Linked DNA regions of Homo sapiens: region 2 is linked to region 1. A link is an interaction called in ENCODE POLR2A ChIA-PET data of the cell type or tissue named here. Cell type or tissue: GM12878. All regions are shown on one strand.

Region 1 (2,500 bases):
GGTGAGAGAGGATGGAATCTACCTCTCAAGTACAGGGCTGGTCTTGGATAGGAGCACAGGCAGAAGAGCTGTGTGTGTCATAGAGGAAAACATACTATACGGGTACAGGTGCAGAAGAATTCCACAGGCTCTTGTCATGACCTCTATCTGGCATGATGCGGGATGGATGTCAAGTTAAGAGCCTGTGGAATTCCGATTGCATCTTTCAAGAAATATCGCAACACTTTTTCTATTACATATTATGATTTTTCATTTAATGAAACATTTTTGAAAGAGTCTGGTATACGTGATACTGTTGATATGGTGTGGGGGTTCCCTTTACTTGTAAGAATCAGTATTGTGGGCAAAACAGGTAAACAAACAATTGTGATGTGGTAAGTGTTATCCTACAGGCATATGAAAATGCTGCAGCAACTGGTTGGGGGTGGTGGCTCACGCCTGTAATCCCAGCTCCTTGGGAGGCGGAGGTGAGTGGATCGCCTGAACTCAAGAGTTTGAGGCCAGCCTGGGCAACATGGTGATATCCCGTCTCTACAAAAAATACAAAAATTAGTTGGGCGTAGTGGCATGTGCCTGTAGTCCCAGCTACTTGGGAGGCTGAGATGGGAGGCTCACTTGAGCCGGGGAGGTGGAGGTTGCAGTGAACTGGGGATCAGATCCACTGTGCTCCAGCCTGGGTGACAGAGTGAGACCCTGTCCCAAAGGGGAAACAAACAAACAAAAACTGGCCTAAAGCTGCTAATATTTTAGTTTTGTGGCCTGCAAACTTCTAGCATTTCTATAACAGGCATCAAACTTACTTCTATATCAGAAAGTATTTGGCTTATGTCAAAGTTTTAAAAACTTTTTTTCATGTGACACTTTTTCTTAAGAGGAGCTCGTGAATAACTATTTAAATGTTACAGTTGGCTTGAATTTTAAACATTTGGTGAGAGTTGTAAAAATATATGTTTTAAACTTTCAGAGAATAAAAATTTAAGACCCACTTTCTTAGAAGTTACTATTAATAAATAAATAATTTTGTAGTTCTAATCTCATTAAAAAAATTTTTTAAGACTGAGATTGATGTGTAGGACCCAGCTGCAAAATTCAAACCAGCTACATGCAGCTGCACTCTGGTTCCCCTAATTCATCTAACAGCTCTTAGTGTGTTCTATAAGTGGCAATAGAAAAGGCACAGCAGATGTGCAAGATGGCTCCTGAAATCTAAAGAGGGACAGATGGTTCTCGGTTTGATTGACAGCATGAGGAGCACTGTAGAAAGGGTCACCTCCTGTGGAGGGGTTTTTTTTTTTTTTTTAATCCTTGCCTCTGCCTGAAAATGAAACTGTCCAAGAAAGAAAAGCAGAGTATGGCTATTCAGAAAGCCTTTTTTTTTTTTTTTCAAATATTTGTTATAGTGAAATTATAAAGTCACCTAGACGTGGAAAAAACTCTCCTCTAACTTTTGACTGAGAGCTGACTCTTCATATTTATAACAAAGTAGACAGATTGGTGTTTGAATGCAATACTCAGAATATTGGAGATAGAGCTGGAATTAAGGCAAAAACAAAAATAACATAATTTACACAACAGCATCGATTAGAGCTGGAATAATGATCACTGGAAGCCCTATTTTCCCCTTAAAAATAAACTTTTTGTTTTAAATTTTAATTACAAAGTTAGACAAATTATTTGCAATAGTTTACCGGGAATGGTTCTAAATTAACAATATAGGCTATATCACTTTTATGCTTACCTCTCTCTCTCTCTTTTCCAAACTCCTTTCTAGTACTTTAAATCTTCAAGAAAAACAAAAAAGAACTCACATTTTCTGCATGCAAACCAAGTCCTGGATGCTGTGTTAGGTACTTTATAACTTTATATGATTTAGTATCTCAGAGGTATTAATAGATTCTTCTTAGGTTCATATTCATACTGACACATGGGCTCCATGATTTTATTGATGCTTCTCTTCATCTTCTGCTGAAAAAAGGAAAACAAGAACAAAATATGCCTCAAAATAATAGTCTATATATTAAGATACATTCTGGGAGTCCAGGATTTGTGAAGTCCTCTTAAACCATTTCTAGAAGAGGCTGGGTGCAGTGGCTCACGCCTGTAATCTCAGCACTTTGGGAGGCTGAGGTGGGCAGATCATGAGGTCAGGAGTTCGAGACCAGTCTGGCCAACATAGTGAAACCCCATCTCTACTAAAAATACAAAAAATTACCCGGATGTGGTGGTGTGCACCTGTAATCCCAGCTAGTCAGGAGACTGAGGCAGGAGAATTGCTTGAAACCAGAAGGCGGAGGTTGCAGTGATCTGAGGTCGCGCCACACTCCAGCCCGGGGAACAGTGTGAGACTCCATCTCAAAAAAAAGAAAAGAATAAATTATTTCTAGAAGAAATTCACACAGTGGCAGATGCAAGATTTCTCTCTAGACAAGACTCAGGATTGACAATGTATTTGCAAGAAATAGCTGGGAGGTAATTGTCTTGAAACTTCATTTGCATGAAA
Region 2 (2,500 bases), 71 kb before region 1:
TTGTATACTATAATAGTGGATACATGTCATTAGAAGTTTGTCCAAACCCATGGAGTGTACAACACCAAAGAGTGAGCCCTAATGTAAACTATGGACTCTGGGTAACAATGATGTATCAATATAGCTTCATTAATTGTAGCAAATGTACCCCCCTGGAGGGGTATGTTGACAATGGAGGCTATGCATGTGTGGGAGCAGGAAGGAAACAGGAAGTCTCTGTACCCTCCTCTCAATTTTGCTGTGAACCTGAAACTACTCTGAAAAGTTGTCTTTTTTCAATGAGAAAGAATTTTTTTTACTTTATATGTTGTGCACCTTTTAAAGTCTGACGTTAATTTTTAGTAGCATGAAGTTTTACTTAACACAATTTGGAGTCTTCATTTTACTTAACCAATTAGCACATAAAATGCTGTTGACCTTGAAACTGTTCCCTCATTTGGCTTCCAGGACATCACATTGTGTAAGTTTTCCTCCACTGGCCAGTCCTTCTCAATCTTCATTCCTAGTTCTTACTCTCCCAACTTCATCATGTTGGATGCCACAGGACTCAGTCTCTGGACCTCTTTTCTATCTATACTCCAACTTATCCAGTCTCACAGCTCTGAATATCATCTTTATGGTATTTAAAATAGATTGATATTGTCAGTTATTCCCTACTGTAACAGACCAACTCAGGACTGCTATTCATTCTTAGTATTAGTCATGCACTAGCACAATCCAATTCAGGCATTATTCATGCCTGAACAAAATAAAGTGCTCTCAGGTACCATCACTAGCCCCCAAAAAACTCCAATCATTAAAACTACACATAATACCAATTGTTTACAGAAATTTCAATTTGCCAAGAGTGATTTTACTTGTCCCACCCTTTTGGAGGGTAATCTGAGATTTTTTGTTGTTTTTTTGTTTTTTGTTTTTTGAGACAGAGTTTGGCTGGAGTGCAATGGTACAATCTTGGCTCACTGCAACCTCCACTTCCTGGGGTCAAGTGATTCTCCTGCCTCAACCTCCCAAGTAGCTGGGATTACAGGTGTGCGCCACCACGCCTGGATAATTTTTTTTTTTTTTTTTTTTTTTTTACTAGAGACAGAGTTTCATCACGTCGATCAGGCTGGTCTTGAACTCCTGACCTCAAGTGATCCATCTGACTCAGCCTCCCAAAGTGCTGGGATTACAGGTGTGAGCCACCACACTCAGACAATCTGAGATGTTTAAAGGTAGAAAAGTAGAAAGAGAATTGAATTAGGGCAATGCTAATCTATTATGTAATCAAAGGCAGAAAAGTAGAAAGAACACTGAATTTACAAGCCTTTCACTAAATTCTTATCTAGGTGTTACTTTTCCTAGAAAACCACGTCACACCTAAAAATCACAAATCCAGAATCAGAACTATAACAATTACAGGGGTTCAATAAGTTCAAAGAGGCTTAGAGATGACTTAGCTTGTTTTTTCAAGCTTTTTTGTTTAAATATCAAGCTTCCATATAATAATTCAAGAAAGGAAACCTGATCAAGTTGAACCTCTTGTTTAACAGATAGGGAAACTTACAGCCCAGAAATGTTTGCCCATGGATAAAGCTCTCACTGGTAATACCAAGACCAGAAAGTAATTCTCCTGTTCCCTAATTCAATGCTCTTTCTACTTTTCTACCTTTAAACATCTCAGTGAATACTTGTGTGATTAATTTTATGTGTCAACTTGGCTAGTCCATGGTACCCACATGTTTGGTCAAACATTATTCTAGATGTTTCTGTCCAGATATTTTTTATATGAGATTAACACTTAAATCAGTAGACTCTGAGTAAAGCAGATTACTCTCCAAAAGGGTGGGTTTCATCCAATCAGTTGAAGGCCCTGATGGAGAAAGACTGACCTTTTCAGAAGGGGGAATTCTGCTAGCTGACTGAATTACAACTCTTCCCTGGGTCTCCAGCCTACCCCGCAGATTTTTGACTTGTCAAGCCTCCACTATCACTTGGGCCAATTTTTAAAAATTTAACAATTTAACAACTCTCCCTTTCCCTGTCTTCCCACCACCCCCATATACATGTGTACATGTGTGTGCACTGCACACATACACATTTTTGGTTCTGTTTCTCTGCAGAACCCTAACACAACCTATGTGAGCATCTAGATGAATTTCTGTAATTAATAGGTCAGTAAATGTATTTACTAAGAATGTTAAGAAAGCCTGTGACCAAATATATAGAAATAGTACGAATTAGTAGGGGAGGGGGGTGATTGCTAATGGGTAAGAAATTTCTTTTTGGGGGTGATATAAATGGTCTAAAATTAGACATTGGTGATAGTTACACAACTCTGTAAAAATACTAAAATCCACTGGATTGTATACTTTGCAAAGGTGAATTTTATGGTATATGAATTACAGCTTAATAAAGCTATTATATATTGTTGAAGGAGGGGAAGGAGAGAGGAAGAAAAGAAGGAAAGAAAGCCAGTCAGCCTGTGAAACTAACAGGCATTATAAATGACAAGGAA

The links. ChIA-PET counts read pairs that join two places held together with the same protein. Peaks named below come from ENCODE experiments on the same cell type or tissue, not always from the same donor. Only the 100,000 strongest peaks of a DNase experiment are listed, where the experiment ranks them.
Region 2: POLR2A ChIA-PET joins it to region 1 with 7 read pairs; 2 of 35 experiments call an interaction of 5 or more read pairs at or near these places.

What each region holds. Positions count from the first base shown.
Region 1 is chr4:48,812,956-48,815,455 of GRCh38, forward strand. It overlaps a transcript of OCIAD1 not described here. Among named protein-coding and RNA genes, the nearest start is that of OCIAD1, 17 kb to the right of the region's middle. In GM12878, no CTCF peak of the experiment used is centred here; a DNase peak (open chromatin) is centred at 1,199; H3K4me3 peaks cover 715 bases; H3K27ac peaks cover 101 bases.
Region 2 is chr4:48,741,920-48,744,419 of GRCh38, forward strand. All of the region lies in intron 1 of FRYL (FRY like transcription coactivator), which reads right to left. Among named protein-coding and RNA genes, the nearest start is that of FRYL, 37 kb to the right of the region's middle. In GM12878, no CTCF peak of the experiment used is centred here; no DNase peak of the experiment used is centred here.